2 separate regions of the Homo sapiens genome follow, and region 2 is linked to region 1. Evidence: chromatin loops called from intact Hi-C (ENCODE). Cell type or tissue: Calu3. All regions are shown on one strand. Each heading gives the region's core, and the rest is flanking DNA. Links, peaks and the distances in the headings are about the cores only. Region 1 overlaps POT1 (protection of telomeres 1). Region 2 has its middle 140 kb from the start of TMEM229A.

The links. Peaks named below come from ENCODE experiments on the same cell type or tissue, not always from the same donor. Only the 100,000 strongest peaks of a DNase experiment are listed, where the experiment ranks them.
Region 2: it touches region 1 in a loop (5-fold over the local background); 6 of 110 quality-filtered maps call a loop at or near these places.

Annotation. Positions count from the first base shown.
Region 1 is chr7:124,840,061-124,842,560 of GRCh38, reverse strand. It overlaps POT1 (protection of telomeres 1), which reads left to right. Exons shown (of 19, transcript NM_015450.3): 14 at 1,383-1,588. Among named protein-coding and RNA genes, the nearest start is that of LINC03043, 51 kb to the right of the region's middle. In Calu3, for the core only: no CTCF peak of the experiment used is centred there; no DNase peak of the experiment used is centred there.
Region 2 is chr7:124,164,359-124,181,242 of GRCh38, reverse strand. No RefSeq gene overlaps it. Among named protein-coding and RNA genes, the nearest start is that of TMEM229A, 140 kb to the right of the region's middle. In Calu3, for the core only: CTCF peaks have their summits at 9,677 and 9,974 (motif pointing left); a DNase peak (open chromatin) is centred at 9,962.

The DNA of each region.
Region 1 (2,500 bases), core at 1-2,500:
ATAATAAATGATGAATATATTTGGGCAGACTCATTTGTCACAGAAGTATCTTCTGAAATATAAACCTTTATTAACTGAAATTTTTGAAAGGAGTTGTAATTACTTGAAATATCTAATTAAGTGATAAAGAGAGCCTTGTTGGTAAACTTCTGTCCTGCTTAATAACTAGAATATAATAAATATAATTTAAATTTTCTTTAGTAATTGAGAATTTCTCAGTGCCTTTACTCTGAACATCAGTGATTATATAAATATGTAATAAATGTATATAACTGTTTTGTAATCCTTTTACTACATAATCGGCTCAAGACATATTCTGAAAATCATTTTTAAAAGCTCCTCATCTTTTTGCAATTTGCCTACTTTTCCTCTGAATATCTAAAATGATGTTTTGGAAAATGTAGATAATTGATGGTTATATGCATTTGGATGCCCTAAATTGAGTCTTCACTAAAATGTGCTACAATGTGTAAATATCTATGTACATCGCCATGTATTTGTGTGCTTATAAATTGTGAGTATCTGTGTTCATTAATATACATATATTTTCCAATCCAAAATTTGGGTTTGTTTGAAGAAATTTTTTATTTTAAAATCTCTTTAAATAAAATGTGAGGGAACTGTTTTTACCCATTTGAGCTTGAAATGGTGGTTGGGATTAAAATGTATATATAAGGATTTTAGATAATTCTTCAAATATTATCAAACTTTGGTTTATTGAATTTTGTAAAATCATACAGCTTTGTAAAATAAAACCACTCTCCGCGATCATTTTTTAAACAAATAAGGATATTATCTCAGAAATTAACGGAAACTGTCTAAAGTTACACAGTTAACTGGCAACAGAACCAGAAGAAAGCCATACACCTTTTGATTCCAAATGATGCCATTTCTGCTACATGGTACCTAACCATATGACTTCTTAAAATTATTAATTATTAAACAGAATTGGAAATATTATTAGTTTAGAAGTGCCCTTCTCCCTAAGTGTGGTAAGTGGATATTTAACTGGAGTGAAGACGGGGCCACTGCATTTTTTTCTCCTACTGGGAAATTTAGCATTCTTTACAGAGGAGAAAAAAATTGATGCTAGAAATAATTATGAGTAACTTTGTATCACAAAACCAGGCATAGAAATCACTGGTAGTTAATGTAAATATGATTTGGATATACTTACCCACAAAATATCAAATAATTATCTATTGAAAAAAAGTTATTTGTTCTGCAAAGTGAATTATCTCCATAATTTACATAATTTAAGAAAAAGTAACTGACTCATCTACATGTAAGAATGATACTTTTTAATTTGATAACTTGTTAAATGGAAATCTTCACGCTTACACCAAAATCGATTTCTATCATTTCATTGCCAATAATTTTAGGCAAGAAGTTCCACATGAGGGCGATTTGGATATAATTTTTCAGGATGGTGCAACTAAAACCCCAGATGTCAAGCTACAAAATACATCATTATATGATTCAAAAATCTGGACCACTAAAAATCAAAAAGGACGAAAAGTAGCAGTTCATTTTGTGAAAAATAATGGTATTCTCCCGCTTTCAAATGAATGTCTACTTTTGATAGAAGGTAAGATATTTAAGTCACTGTTTTGTTAGAATACTCCTTTTGCATATTTTTCCTAATTAATTATTGTTTAATACATTTTACAGACAACCTAGTACATATAAAGTAAAAATAGTATTTAAATTTAACAAAATTGAATATATATGTTAACTAGGTTCAAATATATATAAGCACACGTTCATAAATTTATCTTAATTACATTTGAAATTGTACTTCAGACTCAAGTGTTAACATTTAACTATATTGTTGGATTGCATTTTATTTTGTCAATGCTAAGCTGATTGTCTAGTTAAGTAATAATAAAAGAGGCTGATTGCTTATGTACCATTGCTGTTTTCTTGGCCTCTGGATGTCACTGTTGTTTCATAGAAATAGGGTGAAAGTCATCTATTGTATCAAAATCAAAGAAGAGACCATTGAAACAAGTAAAGATAACTTGACAAGTTTTAAATGAAATTTATCATGTTTGGTTTTTCATTTTCTTTTCATTTTCATCTAATTTTTATCTCATTTATCTAAAATATGTACTGTGAATTTTTTTTCATGGCAAATTTAGAGTTTTTCTTAAGGCTTCTCTTCCCTTGTAACCTTTTCATTGTTTTTCTTAAGGCTTTCCTTCCCTTGAAACCTTTTCATTGTTTTTCTTAAGGCTTTCCTTCCCTTGAAACCTTTTCATTGTTTTTCTGAAGGCTTTTCTTCCCTTGAAACCTTTTGTAATAGAAGAAAAATACCTTCTTTAATTTGCCTTAGAGTAATATTTAACTTTATTTTTAATAAATGAGGGAATTCTATGTAAATTATAGACTTTGGGTGATTATGTGTCAGTATAGGTTCATTTTTAACAAATGTACCACGCTGGTAGAGGATGTTGATACTGGAGGAGGCTAGCATGTATGGTAGAAGGGGATACGGAAA
Region 2 (16,884 bases), core at 8,493-10,992, 670 kb after region 1:
ACGGACGGGAAGTGCTGGGAAGGGAAGAACATGTTCCCTTTAAATGATACAGAAGAGGGGAAGGGAAGTGCTGGGTAGAGGGGAAGGGAAGTGCTGGGTAGAGGAGGCCGTTGTCCCTGGCTAGGCTCCACCCCCCATAGACCTAGGTGAGGACAGGCATTTCCTGCCCAAATGTTGCATTTCCCAAGACCACCCTGGCTTGCCACGCCCCCATCCTGTGCCTATTAAAAAAAAAAAAAAAACCTGATACCCTAGCAGGCAGACACAGGTGGGCCGACTTTGAGAGGAGTAAGTCAGCAGAATAAGACACAAGTGGCTAGAGGTCGAAAAGGACATGGAGGGAGCACAAGCACACTGACAGACACCGGACAGCCGATGTGATCAGTGGGATGAGGCAGAGTTTTGCCGCGGCAATCAGAGGAGAGCTGGGGCTGCGGAGCGGCCCAGCTCCAGGGAAAAACCGTCTCTCTTCTGGCTCCCTGATCGTCTAAGAGCTACTTCCACTAAATAAAACTTTGCACTCATTCTCCAAGCCCACCTGTGATAAGATTCTTCCGGTACACCAAGGCAAGAACCTGGGATACAAAAAGCCGTCTGTCCTTGTGACAAGGTAGAGGATCTGATTGAGCTGGTTAACCCAAGCCGCTTATAGACTGCAAACTAAAAGAGCACCCTGTAACACACGCCCACTGGGGCTTCAGGAGCTGTGATCATTGACCTCTAGACATTGCTGTCGGGTCACAGCCCCACAGCCTGCCCATCTGTATGCTCCCACAAGGTTTGAGTGTTGGGGCACTGAAGCAAGCCACAGCCCCCACTACATGCCCTGCTAAGGGGACAAGGAAACCTTTCCCGTTTTCAAGACCACATGGGCGTCACATGTCCAGGCATATTCCCTCCCTTACCTTCTTGCCTCCCTTAATAAGCTGACCCAAGTTATGTAGCAGAAAGATGCCTCCTCCTAACTTAGCTGACCAAGCTGAATTCCCAACCATGAAAGAAAGAACCTACCCATTTATTTCCTTGAGTTACTTCTCCAAAGATTGTCAAAGCGGGACTCCAGCATTCCTGATAAAAATCTAATCAGATCCAGCCAGCTAAAGACAAGATGGCCTCTAGTGCTGAGCTTTCACTGAGTTTTTCCTCACTATAATGTCATTACACCCAGAGGTGGAAATTTAACATGAGACATGAAATGCATGAAGAGGCATGTTGTCGAACTGCACAGGTGCTAAAAGTTCCCTGCCTCTTCATGCCTGCATATTGCTCCTTTTTACCCCTCGGCTTCCTTAAAATGACAAGAGCTAAGCCCCTGCAGAAGTTAGCACCAGGATCCCTTTCTCATACACTGCCCCCTTGCTTTGCTTGAGCCACAAGCCTATCAAACTTGGCCTGAGAACAATTTCTGTTTGGCCTGGTGTTATTTTCTATTTATGTGAGAGCCAAGAACTCAGGGACCAAACTGCTGCAGTGATTGTACCCAGCATTGCTTCTAATTGATCAAAGCATTTATTCTACTTGGTTGGTACCTCTTCCTACTTGTTATTAAATATTTTGATTCTCACCCATAGTACCAGAGAAGGCTTCAGAGAAGATAATATTCCTGAGCTGAATTTTGAATGGTGTTTCTAAGTACACCAGATAGAAAGGCTACTTCAGCCCAAGAAAGTAGCACCAGTAAAGGTACTAAGTTTGAAATTGCAGAAATCATAAGCTTAATAGTTTGTTATAGATAAATTACAGTGTGTGTTGAAAGTTGATGAGAGACACGGTGACAAAATATGTAAGAGTTCAAAAATAAAATTTTAGAAGTCAAAGTGTTTGTTGAGATAGGTGGCATAATGTGGTTAGAAGCATGATCTCTAGAGCCATGTACTCCTGGATTCAACTCACAGCTCTGCCACTTAATGGCTGTGTAAGCTTGGGAAAATTATGCCTCAGTGCCTCATTTAATCATCTGAAGAATGGGATTCATTAACAACCTCATAATGTTGTGTGATGGTTAAATGAGCTACATACACATATAAAGTAGTCAGAGAGTTCCTGAGATGTAGTTAGTGCTGTAGAAGTTTAATTGCCTGTATTATTTATGATGTAGAAAATGAAAGCCTTGAAGAAAATAACTGACATGGTCAGATTTTCATCTCAGAAAAATCCCTTTGATATTTATCAGTAGTGTAGCTAGTATGGGGTTAAAATGGCTTAAGGAGGAAATGTTATTTTCATAAACTCTGTTCACCTGGTATTAGTACTATTATATTACTTTTTACTTTAAGCTTGCAATGAGAATGAGTAAGATAAAATGTGTAAAGGTCCTAGAATAATGTTTAGAACAAAGGAAGCACTCCATAAATGTTGCTTATGGTTGTGAAAGTAGCAAGAGTAGCATGGAGGTGGTACTAGTGATTATTTTCCATTCCCTTCTTTTTAATCTTTCTGTGTGTTTTAATGCATTCAGGCTGCTGTAACAGAATGGCATCTACTGGGTAGCCTAAACAAGAAACATTTATTTCTCACTGTTTTGGAAGCTGGAAAGTCCAAGGTCAAGGTACCAGCAGATTCAATGTCTGTTGATGGCCTGATTCCTGGTTTGCAGATGGTCATCTTCTTGGATCCTCACACGGTGGAGAGCAGAGAACAATCATCTCTCTGGTGTCTTTTATAAGGGCAATAATCTTATTCATGAGGGTTACAACTTTATGACCTAATTTCCTCCTGCTATAGGCTGAATGTTTGTGTCCCTCCAAAATTCACATGTTGAAACCTAATCACCAATATGATGAAATTAGGAGGTAAGACCTTTGAGGGGTGATTAGATGAAGGCAGTACCTTCATGAATGAGATTAGTGCCCTTATAAATGAGGCCCCAGAGAGCTGCCTTGCTTCTTCTATCACGTGAGGACAGAGCAGGGAGGTGTCACCTATGAACCAGAAAACAGACCCTCACCAGACACCAAATCTGCTGATGCTTTGATCTTAGACTTCCCAGCCTCCAGAACCATGAGAGATAAATTTCAGTTGTTAGAAGTCACTCAGTCTATGGAATTTTGTTACAACAAGCCAAACAGACTAAGATACCTCCTAAAGCCTCCATCTCCAAGTACTATCATATTGGAGATTTAGAATTCAACATATGAATTGGCACTGGGAGGGACTAGGGGGAGTACAGAGTGATAAACATTCTGTTCACAGCCTTGTGCCACTTTATTTTGGTTGTGCCAACTATAAATAAGTTATAGTTGTTTCTAGAGTTTCTTTCTTGTAATGAAGTTTATATGTACTGTGATTACTTATAGTTGAACAAATTTCATTCATTTTATTTTATATTTTCTATTATCATATTATATCTTTGCCTGTTTTTTCTTTCCTGCCTACTTTGGAATTGAAACAGTTTCTTTTTTAATTCTTTATTGGTATTTCCCTTAAAACTTGTTAACACTCCTACTTAATTTATTTTAATAAAACCTGAGACTTAATCAGTGCCTCTAACCTTCTCTCAGGTAAGACATAGCAAGTAAGAGCTATTTATTCTACATTTCATCTAATGGTTGACTACAATGTTAGTTCTTCTTTATTTTAAATATTCAAAAAATTATATTTTTAGTCATTACTTTTTATTTTCCCAATATATGTTTATCAATGCCTTTGCTGAACATTTTTTCTTGCGTCACAATTTTTTCTTCAGGATTTATTTTTTTCTTGTTGCTAAAATATACCCTTTACAGAAATTTCAATTACATTCTCAAGAGAAGATAATACATTTTAGTCTTTAGATGTCCCAAAATATGTTTTTTTCACCATTGTTTCATTGAACAGTTTGCAATCTTAATGACATAAGGTCCAGTCTACCTGATTTTTTTTTTTATTATATGTAGCATTTAGAGTATTCTTTCTGTATAAAGACTTACATCGCTCTTCAATTTTGGAAATTGCTAGCTTCTCTTTCTGGAAACAGATTTTACTAGAGAATCTAAATCTATGCTTTATTTCTCTGAATTTCAAACACGCACACAGACACTCACATGTTTTATATATATATATATATACACACACACATATATAGACACACACACATATATTTATACATATATGTGTCTCTTTTTAGGCTGTAGTCACAGTAATTTTCAAAGTTCTCTATTACAAGTTTTTTCTTCAACTGTCTCAAGTATAATGTTCATTTTTGTTTCCATTTTATTAACTTTTTCTTCATGATTTACAAGTATGCTTTTGTTTCAGTAACCCCTACTTTTGTTTTATGGATATTATTTTCTCCTTTATTTCTTCAAGAATTTTAAACATGTTTACTTGAAGCACTTTCTAGATTATTTAGTTTCCTATTTTTGTGAGTAAATATTTTCTTTTGTTGCTTTTTGCTGTTGTTTTTATGTTTGTGTGTTAATTTGCAATGGCAGAGAATCCGTATCACGGAGTTGGATTTGTTCATATGCTTTGTAATTTTTGTTGATGTGTTTATTTTCCATTAATTTACTTTTCTTTCTCTCTTCCACGTCTTCTTTCTTCTTGGGCAATATTTAAGTAGTTTCAGCTCAGTTTTTAAGGGTTTACAACTCTTGGGCAATATTTAAGTAGTTTCAGCTCAGTTTTTAAGCGTTCACAACTCAGAAGCATGTTTTATGTCTCTTCAGGGATTTCACTTTTTAGAACTGAAGTCAATACCCTGTATTTGACTAATTATTAATCATTTAGAGTTTTTTGCTTTCTCCCTTCACATTCATAAGAATGATGTTTCTTAATGCAAAATTAGACACAAAAATAGAGGTTTCACAGGTTTCATTTATATATAGGGGAATATTGTATTATTCCAGTCTCACACTGCTACAGAGAACTACCTAAGACCGGGTAATTTGTGAAGAAAAGAGGTTTAATTGACTCACAGTGTACTAGTCCATTTTTACACTGCTGGAGAGAGCTGCCTGAGACTGGGTAATTTATTAAGAAAAGAGATGTAATTCACTCACAGTTCCACATGGCTCTGGAGGCCTCAGGAAACTTACAATCATGGCAGAAGGCAAAGAGGAAGCAAGGCATGTCTTACATGGCAGCCTGAGGGTGGTGGGTGAGGGGGGATGTCAAACACTTAATCAGATTTCATGAGAACTCACTCACTATCACGAGAACAGCAAGGAGGAAGTCCACCTCTACAATTCAGTCACCTCCCACCAGACCCCTCCCCCAACACCATGGATTACAATTCAACATGAGACTTGAGGGAAAACACAGAGCCAAATCATATCAAATATGGTCTGCAGTCCATTGACTCTTGTGGAATATATTCAGACTACATTTCTCTGAGGCACTGAAATCTGGAACTCCATTGCCAACTTAAGGTGCCAGTACCCTGTGAGGTTACGGCCTTAGCCCCACTTTGACACTATATATCAAATGTAAAGACTTTTACATTTTTAAAATAAGAATATGTATTTTTAATTATTATAATAATAATTGTATATGACTTATACATGTAGGAAATGGAAGAGAGAAATTGAGAGCATCCAGGTCTTCAAGACAGCACAGCCAGCTAGGGACAGGGTCAAAAAAACATGAATATAGTTTCCTTATGCCTAATTAAACACACTGCACTACTGATCACTCAGAAGTTTTATAGTCTCTATTGGTTTATGTATAATTTGCTCATTTTTCCCCAATGCCCATCATTAACATGAGCTGAATATAATCCCAGGCTTTAGAACATCCTCTCTCATAATTTACAAATTTTAAAAATATTTAATCAAGAACCGAGTCTTTGTATATTGTCCAAATAGCAAAACATTTTCCTTGAGAATTTCTCTCTGTATATATTTTCAATATAAAAAATTTCTACAGTGTATCATAGACATAGGATTTTTTAGTTCTTTAATGACAGATAGCAACAGATAATAGTAATGATAACTACAATATTATTATTAAGCAGTAATGTTCTTTGGCAAAGATGAGTATATGTATGTTTGTGTGATTCTTTTGTAAAATAAGGAATTTTACTGAACTGTGTTCTTGATTCCTAGGAGGAAATCTCTAAATCCTTGAAATTTTCAGAGTTTTATCAGTATCTTTGTTATGCCAAGGAGGCACCACATGGTCAGCCCCTAGATAGCTTCTTAACAGGGACAGCTCATGTTGGAAAACCTAATCATGTAATTAGAGGGTTAGAACTATGAACTATGTGATATCAGCCCAACTTCTGGAGAGGGTAGGAGGGCTGGAGATTGAGTTCGAACATGTGACCAATAATTCAATCTATCATAGCTATGCAATGAAACCCCAATAAAATTTCTGAACATCAAAGCTCAGTGGAACTTTCCGTGCCAGAGAGCATTCATGTGCCAGGATGGTGACATGCCCTTATTCCATGAAGAGAGAAAAGAGATCTGCATTTTCTCCCAGACCTCATCCCATACATCTCTTCATTGGGTTGGTTTTCCTGATTTGCATCCTTTGTAATAAAACTGTAATCATAAATATAGCACTTTCCAAACAAATTCAAAAGATAGCAGACTACAAGAAATAACAAAGATCAGAGCAGAAATGAAGGAGATAGAGACACAAAAAACCCTTCAAAAAATAAATGAATCCAGGAGCTGGTTTTTGGAAAAGTTCAACAAAATTGATAGACTGCTAGCAAGACTAATAAAGAAGAAAACACAGAAGAATCAAATAAATGCAATAAAAAATGATAAAGAGGATATTACCACCGATCTCACAGAAATACAAACTACCATCACAGAATACTATAAATATCTCTACACAAATAAGCTAGAAAATCTAGAAGATATGGATACATTCCTGGACACATATACCCTCCCAAGACTAAACCAGAAATAAGCTGAATCTCTGAATCAACCAATAACAGGTTCTGAAATTGAGGCAATAATTAATAGCCTACCAACCAAAAAAAATTCCAGGATCCGGCCAAATTCTACCAGAGGTACAAAGAGGAGCTGGTACCATTCCTTCTGAAACTATTCCAATCAATAGAAAAAGAGGGAATCCTCCCTAACTCATTTTACGAGGCCAGCATCATTCTGATACCAAAACCTGGCAGAGACACAACAAAAAAAAAGAAAATTTTAGGCCAGTATCCCTGATGAACATCGACGTGAAAATCCTCAATAAAATACTGGCAAACCGAATCCAGCAGGACATCAGAAAGCTTTTCCACCACAATCAAGTTGGCTTCATCCCTGGGATGCAAGGCTGGTTCAACATACACAAATCAATAAACGTAATCCATCACATAAACGGAACCAATGACAAAAACCACATGATTATCTCAATAGATGCAGAAAAGACCTTTGACAAAATTCAACAGCCCTTCATGCTAAAAACTCTCAATAAACTAGTTATTGATGGAATGTATCTCATAATAACAAGAGCTATTTATGACAAACCCACAGCCAATATCATACTGAATGGGCAAAAACTGGAAGCATTCCCTTTGAAAACTGGGACGAGACAAGGACACCCTCTCTCACCACTCCTATTCAACATAGTATTGGAAGTTCTGGCCAGGGCAATCAGGCAAGAGAAAGAAATAAAGGGTATTCAATTAAGAAAAGAGGAAGTCAAATTGTCTCTGTTAGCAGATGACATGATTGTATATTTAGAAAACCCCATCATCTCAGCCCTGAATCTCCTTAACTGGTAAGCAACTTCAGCAAAGTCTCAGGATACAAAATCAATGTGCAAAAATCACAAGCATTCTTATACACCAATAACGGACAAACAGAAAGCCAAATCAGGAGTGAACTCCCATTCACAATTGCTACAAAGAGAATAAAATACCTAGGAATACAGCTTACAAGGGATGTGAATGACCTCTTCAAGGAGAACAACAAACAACTGCCCAAGGAAATAAAAGAGGATACAAACAAATGGAAAAACATTCCATGCTCATGGATGGAAAGAATCAATATCATGAAAATGGCCATACTGCCCAAAGTAATTTATAGATTCAATGCTATCCCCATCAAGCTACCACTGACTTTCTTCACAGAAATGGAAAAAACTACTTTAAATTTCATATGGAACCAAAAAAGAGCCCACATTGCCAAGACAATCCTAAGCCAAAAGAACAAAGCTGGAGGCATCACACTACCAGACTTCAAACTATACTACAAGGCTACAGTAACCAAAACAGCATGGTACTGGTACCAAAACAGATATATAGACCAATGGAACAGAACAGAGGCCTCAGAAATAACACCACACATCTACAACCATTTAGTCTTTGACAAACCTGTCAAAAACAAGCAATGAGCAAAGGATTCCCTGTTTAATAAATGGTGCTGTGAAAACTGACTAGCCACATGCAGAAAGCTGAAACTGGATCCCTTCCTTACACCTTATACAAAAATTAACTCAAGATGGATTAAAGACTTAAATATAAGACCTAAAACCATAAAAACCCTAGAAGAAAACCTAGGTAATACCATTCAGGACGTAGGCATGGGCAAAGACTTCATAACTAAAACACCAAAAGCAATGGCAACAAAAGCCAAAATAGACAAATGAGATCCAATTAAACTAGAGAGCTTCTGCACAGCAAAAGAAACTATCAGCAGAGTCAACAGGCAACCTGCAGATTTGGAGAAAATTTTTGCAATCTATCCATCTGACAAAGGGCTAATATCCAGATCTACAAAGAATTTAAACAAATTTACAAGAAAAAAAACCCAAAAAACCCCATCAAAAAGTGGGCAAAGTATATGAACAGACACCTCTCAAAACAAGACATTTATGCAGCCAACAGTCATATGAAAAAATGCTCATCATCACTGGTCATAAGAGAAATGCAAATCAAAACCACAATGAGATATCATCTCATGCCAGTTAGAATGGCAATCATTAAAAAGTAAGGAAACAACAGATGCTGGAGAGGATGTAGAGAAATAGGAACACTTTCACACTGTTGCTGGGAGTGTAAATTAGTTCAACCATTGTGGAAGACAGTGTGGCGATTCCTCAAGGATCTAGAACTAGAAATACTATTTGACCCAGCAATCCTATTACTGGGTATATACCCAAAGGATTATAAATAATTCTACTATAAAGACACAGGCACATGTATGTTTAATGCAGTACTGTTCACAATAGCAAAGTCTTGGAACCAATCCAAATGCCCATCAATTATAGACTGGATAAAGAAAATGTGTCATGTATACACCATGGAATACTATGCAGCCATGAAAAGGGATGAGTTCATGTCCTTTGCAGGGACATGGATGAAACTGGAAACCATTATTCTCAGCAGAGTAACACAAGAAGAGAAAACCAAACACTGCACGTTCTCGCTCGTAAGTGGGAGTTGAACAATGAGAACACAGGGACAAAAGGAGGGGAACATCACTCACACACCAGGGCCTGTTGGGGGGTGGGGGCTGGGGGAAGGATTAGCATTAGGAGAAATACCTAATATAAATGATGAGTTGATGGGTGCAGCAAACCAACATGGCACATGTATACCTATGTAACAAACATGCACATTGTGCACATGTACCCTAGAACTTAAAGTATAATTTTACAAAAAAGATAAAAAAATACAGCACTTTCCTGAGTTCTCTGAGTCATTCCTGTGAATTATTACATCTGAAGGGAGTCATTGGAATCCCCAACTTTACACCCAGTTAATCAGAAGTGTAGGTAACCTGAGAACCCCCTTAACTTGTGTCTGGCATCTAAAGTGGGGGTGGTCTTGTTGGGGACCCTGGCCTTAAATTTGTCTGGTTTGACACTATCTCTGGGTGGTTAGTGTCAGAATTGACTTTCAGTGTACCAGTTGGCCTTGGAATAGCTGAAGTTAAAGCAGAATGTTCTTCTTATATTTAACCAAGCAGTATCACTATTTCATAAAGTGTTTTATGAAACTTGATTTTATAAAGCCTGATTTGGAAACTTAAACAGAAAAGACAAGAAGGAAGCATGTTTCCAAATTTTAGGAGCTGGCTGCCCCCTGCTGACACTGTCATAGTCACTACTAGCATGGGAGTCTAAAAGTTGATTCCCTTAGTTTTTGAAACAACTAATTATATAAAATGGAAACACTCTCTGAAACTTGTTTCCAGCGTTTGTTTAGCTCAGTGGTCCATTCCTTGATATTTAAAGGCTACTGGAAACTTTTGGATTTTAATCAACTAAGTATTGAGGTAAAGAGGCTGCTACTCAGTGATAAATAGTCTAAAGCCTAAATTTAATCAGTCTCTCTAACTTTCTCTCAGGTAAAACATAGCAAGCCTGTGTTTCCCTCTGTGTGATCTTGGCAAGCCACATTAACACAACAAGCTCACACTTCCTCATCTTTAAATTGAAATTATTTTACAAAATGATCTCTGAGTTCTCCTCCATGTAGGAGGTTATAAATTTTTCAAGAAGGAAGTAATCAAGAAACTTAACATATCAAAATAAAATTACACAAGGTAGTAAAAATTTCTAATCTTCCAATTCCAAGGTTTTAGAACTTCAAAAGCTTTATAAATTTTTAAGACACTCTTTTCTCCCGTGAGGCCCAGAGAGAAGTCATGTGTAATGTTCCTCAAATATGCAGAGCAAAAAGATAAAGTGGTTAGGGAGAAGGGCTGGGACCTCATACTTTACCCACTAATGTGACAAAGATGCAGTGCTGAAAGATTTTGTAAACTCTAGGTAAACTTTGAGAACACATAACAGGTGGAGTTACCCTGAAACAAATGCTGATATAAAAGTGTTAATTAGTTGAAAACACACAACCTAAAATTTTAGGATTGAATCAGTGATGGTAGAAGGGGCTGGAGTAGCATAAGACGGGGAACATCACCTGGCTCTAGCAAAAGCAAACACAAACACTGTGGGAATTTAAGCACTCTCAGTTTAGTCAACTAGGTTTTACATATGTAAAGATCAACAAAATATGTAGAGTAGTCCTCTTATCCAGTGTTTCACTTTCCACGGCTTCCATCACCCACAGTGAATCATGGTCAGAAAATATTAAATGGAAAATTCCAGAAACAAACTATTTACAATTTTTTAATTGCATGCCATTCTAGGTGGTGTGATGAAACCTCTTTCCATCCTGTTTCATCAATTCATCTCAATCACATAGTCATTTCATCTCACGTCATTACAAGAAGAAGGGCGGGTACAGACGGTACAATAACACGTTTTGAGAGACAGAGGCCACATTCACATAACTTTTATGACAGTAAATTGCTGATAATTGTTCTATTTTATTATTGTTGTTAATCTTTTACTGTGTCTAATTTATAAGCTTTATTATAAATATTCAAGTATAGGGAAAAACATAGCATATCTAGGGCTCAGTTCTATTTGTGGTTTCAGGCATCCACTGGAGGTCTTGGAACATGCCCTGTGAATAAAGGGGAACTACTCTACTACCAATAAACATACATCAAAGGAGATAATAGATGTACTTCAGAGGAAAGGAAAGTAACCCTAAATGGAAAATCTGAGATGCAAGAAAGAATGAAGAGCGTAAAAAAATGATATATTTGTGTATTTGTTATTCAGAACAGGCTAGTTATATTAGGGCAATACATCAACCCCGAAAGCTCAGTGGCTTAACATAACGAGGTCTTTTTTTCACTCAAACTACATAACCAACAACAGTCACTAAGAGAATCTGCTCCAAAAAGTCACAGTGGTACCAAGGCTAATAGAGTTCCGTCTTCATGCAGCTGTACAACTGAAACATATAGTCTCTCAAGATGTCATGGTTGGGAAAGAAAACACATGGGAATATACATAGAAGTACATATGTCACCACTTCCAATCATAGCCCATTGGTCAGAATTAGTCATGTAACTCCATCCAACTACAAAAGAGCAGGCAATATAATAAAATTAAAATATTCATAACAAAGACTTGTCCACTGGGGAATTCAATCTTCTGGAGTCCTTGTATTATTTGGAAAGAGAATAAAGATATGTTTAGTAGTAGAACCAATTCTTCTCTTACCTCTCTAAATGAAAACTCAGGCAGATGCACTGACTTTTCTCTTCCCTGCTAGGCAAAACAAACTGTATACAGTCATTCCACACCACAAAATAAAGACTTGTTTAATGATTTAAATGCCCATGACCATACAATTGAAAAACTTTAATCTTGGTTTAAAATCCTAGATGGGATATGTAGGAGTCAGGAAGGGTGGGAGTAATCAGATTACTCTTTTTCCATTTTAGTTTCACTCCTTCTATCCCAGATTGCAAGATTTCTGCTGGTCCTTTGGAGTAGACATTGGGGGCAAGCACAGGAGTAAGAAAATAAGAAAATAATTTAATTTGTATAGCACTGGTAATCTTGTGTCAGCTTTCTGAACATTAAAAATGTTTAAGCTTCAGCTTTTTTATCTTAGGCAGTTGGAAACACTTCCCCTATTCCCACTTCAGTGCTAATCTAGGGAATCGCTCATCTGCAGTTCTCTTGGCAGGGAACCTTCTAGCCAGCTCTAACTTGGTCCTCACCACTAAAAATTCTATAAACCAGGCTTTTTATTTTGAGCTTCTCAATATACGTGCAGAATCTCAAAAGTGATACAGCTACTCAAAAAAGGGTGGGAGTGTCTTGATGTCTATACAACTTTTTTAAAAAGAAAACAAATTCACTATTCATCTTTTATTTTCCATGTCCACACAGAGCATAAGACTAAACAATTTTTGATATGTTTAGTAACATTAACTTTGAATTGAAAAATCTTTTTTTTTATATGGGTCTCACTATGTTGCCTAGTCTGGTCTTGAACTCCCAGACTCAAGCAATCCTCCCACTTCAGTCTCCCAAGTAGCTGGAAATACAGTCGTGAGCCACCATGCCTGGCAAAAGATCCATTATTATAACATAAAGGAAGCAAAACCTTTTGCCAAACAGAAAGCTTACACTACTTGAAAAATGACTTCATAAAATTCTAAAATCTTCTCAAAGCTATAATAAATATCTTAATTGTTCTAGTTGTCATCATCATCATTGTTGTTGAAGTTATGACTCTTTTTGTGACTACCATTATTACTATTCTTATCATGAACCGAGCAATATTTGATAGGCACTTTATGTGCCATCCCTTCTTACCTTTAGAACAATCAAAACTAATAAAAAGAAGATATTATTGGTCCCATTTTTATGCTTTGCTTACTTAGTTTTCTCTTTGTTTTTACATTCAGGGGATAGCTGTGCAGGTTTGTGGCATGGGTGTACTGTATAATGCTGCGTTTTTGGCTTCTAGTGAACCTATCACCCAAATATTTAACATTGTACCCAATAGGTAGTTTTTCAGCCCTTTCCCCCAGGCTTCTCTCCCCAATTTTGGAGTTCCCTGTATCTATCATTTTCATATGTATAACCCTGTGTACTTATTGCTTGGCTCTCTCTTATAGGTGAGATGGTGTAGTATTTGATTTTCTGTTTAAATGTTAATTCACTTAGCACAGTGGCCTCCAACTATGTCCACGCTGCTGCAAAATTTCATTCTTTATATGGCTGTGTAGTATTCTACGGTGTATATGTGCCACATTTTTTAAATCTAATCCACTGTTGTCGGTCACTTAGATTGATTCCATGACTTCGCCATTATGAATAGTACTGCAACAAACATACAAGTGCAAGTGTCTTTTTGATAACATGATTTATTTTCCTTGGGAAGATACCCAGTTGTGGGATTTCTGGGTCAAATGGTAGTTCTGTTTTCAGTTCTTTGCAAAATCTCCATACTGTTTCCCATAAGGGTTGAACTCCTTAACATTCCCACAAGTGTATAAATGACCCCTTTTCTCTGCATCCTCACCAACATCTGTTATTGTTTGATTTTTTGATAATGCCATTTTGACTAGAGTAAGATAAACATTTCATTGCAGTTTTGATTTGCATTTCTCTGCTGATTCCAGATGTTGAGCATCTTTTTACATGTTTGTTAGCTGCTTGTATGTCTTCTACATACAAGAGAAATGTCTGTTCATGTTCTTTGTCACTTTTCAATGAAGTTACTTTTTTCTTTTCTTGTTTATTGAAGTTCCTTATAGATTCTCGATATTAATCTGTTGGATGAATAGTTTGCTATACTCTTTCATTCTGTAGGCTGTCTGTTTAATCTGTTGTTTCTTTTGCTGTGCAGAATGTTTTTAGTTTAATTAAGTCCCATTTGTCTATTTTTGTTTTTGTTCTATTTTCTTTTGAGGTCTTAGCAATAAATGATTTGCATAGGCCAATTTCCAGAAGAGTTTTTCCTAGGTTTACTTCTAGGATTTTTATAGTTAAGTCTTACATTTAAGTCTTAAATCCATCTTGAGTTAACTTTTGTATACAGTAATAACTAGGGGTCCAATTTCATTCTTCTGCATATCACTAGCCAGTTTCCCAGCACCATTTATTGAATAGGGAGTCCTTTCCTCATTGCTTATCTTTGTCAACATTTTTGAAGATCAGTTAGTTGTTAAGTGTGTGGCTTTATATCTGGGTTTTCTGTTCTGTTCCATTGATCTGTGTGTCTATTTTTGTAGCAGTACTATGCTGTTCTGATTACTACAGCCTTATACTACAGTCCAAGGTCTGGTAAAGAGATGGCTCCAGCTTTGGTTTTTTTTGTGGTTGTTTTTGGTTTGTTTTTGGCTTTGCTTTTGCTTTTGCTTTTTTGGGGGGTGGGGGTTGTTTGTTTGTTTGTTTCTCTGCTTGATTAGAATTGCGTTGGCTATTCAGGCTCTTTTTGGTTCCATAAGAACTTTGGGATTTTTTTTTCTAATTCTGTGAAAAAACACACTGGTAATTTGATAATAATTGCATTGAATCTATAGACAGCTTTGGGCATTATGGTCATTTTAACAATATTGATCCTTTCTATCCATGAGCATGGAATGATTTTCCATTTGTTTGTGTCATCTGTAATTTCTTTCATCAATGTTCTGTGGTTTTCTGTGTAAAGGTCTTTCACCTCCTTGGTTAAATATATTCCTAAGTATTGTATTTTGTGTGTGAGGCTATTGTAAATGAAATTGGGTTCTTGATTTTGTTCTTGATTTGAAAATTATTGGTGTATAGAAATCCCACTAATTTTTGTTCACTGATTTCGTATCCCAAAACTTTACTGAATTTGTTTATCAGGTCTAGAAGTCTTTTGAAGGAATCTCTAGGAATTCCTAGGTATAGAATCATGTTGTCAGCAAACAGAGATAATTTTACTTCCTCTTTTCCTATTTGGATGCCTTGTATTTCTTTCTCTCATCTGATTGCTCTGGCTAGGACTACCAGTACTTTGTGAAATAGGAGTAGTAAGAGTGGACATCCTTGTCTTTTTCTAGCTCTTAGGAGGAATTCTTTCAACTTTTGTCCATTCTGTATGATGTTGGTTGTGGGTTTGTCATAAATGGCTCTTGTTATTTTGAGGTATGTTCATTCAATGCCTAGTTTGTTTGGGATTTCATCATGAAGAGATGTTGAATTTTATCAAATGCTTTTTCTGAATCTATTGAAATGATCGTATGGTTTTTGCTTTTGATTCTGCTTATGTGGCTAACCACATTTATTGTTTTGCATGTGTTGAACAATCCTTGCATTCCAGGAATAAGACCCACTTGATCATGATGAATTATCTTTTTGACATACTGTTGGATTTGGTTTGGTAATATTTTGTTGAGGATTTTGCATCTGTGCTAGTCAGAGATATTGGCCTGTAATGTTCTTTTTTTGTTGTGTCCTGGCCAGATTTTGGTATCAACATCATACTGGTTTTGTAGAATAAGTTAGGTAGGAATTCCTCCTCCTTGGTTTTTTGGAATAGTTTCAGTAAGATTGGTACCAGTTCTTCTTTGAACATCTAATAGAATTCAGCTATGAATCTGTTTGGTTCACTGCTGGTTTTGGTTGGTAGATTTATTATTGATTCATTTTCATAACTCATTATTAGTCTGTTCAGGATTTTTATTTCTTTGGTTCAAGCTTGGGAGTTGAGTGTTTTCAGGAATTTATCCACTTCCTCTAAATTGTCTAGTTTATGTGCACAGTTGTTCACAGTAGGGAGCTGAATGTTTTCAGGAATTTATCCACTTCCTCTAAATTTTCTAGTTTATGTGCACAGATGTTCATAGTAGGGAATTGAGTGTTTTCAGTAATTTATCCATTTCCTCTAGATTTTCTAGGTTTTGTGCATAGATGTCATTAGTAGTTTCTGAAGATCTTTTATATTTCTCTGGTATCAGTTGTATTGTCACCTTTGTCACTTCTGATTATACTTATCTGACTCTTTTCTCTTTTTTTCTTAGCTAATCTGGCTATCAGTCAATTTTATTTATCCTTTTGAAGAGGCAACTTTTTGTTTCATTAATCTTTTGTATGGCTTTTTCGGTCTCAATTTCATTTGGTTCTGCTCTAATCTTCATTATGTATTTTCTTCTACTGGCCTTGGATTTGGTTTGTTCTTGTTTTTCTAATTCCTTTAGGTATGATGTTAGTGCTATTAATTTGAGATATTTCTAACTTTTTATGTAGGCATTTAGCATGATAAACTTTCCTGTTAATGCTGCTTTTTTCTGGATCCCAGAGGTTTGCATATGTTTTATCTCTATTTTCATTTGTTTCAAAAATTTTTTGGTTTCTGGTTAATTTTTTTGCTTACCCAAAAGTCATTCAGGAGCAAGTTGTTTTGTTCCCATGTACTGTGTGGTTTTTGAGGTTTCCTCTTGGAATTGATTTTTAATTTTATTCTACTGTGGTCCAAGGACATGCTTGACATGATTTCAGGTTCTTTTTTTAATTTATTGAGACTTGCTTTATAACAGAGCACGTGATCAATTGTAGAGAATGTTTTATGCACAGATGTGAAAAAAAGTTTATTCTGTGGTTGCTGGGTGAAGTCTTCTGTAGATGTTTATTAGGTTCATTTTGTCAAGAGTCTAA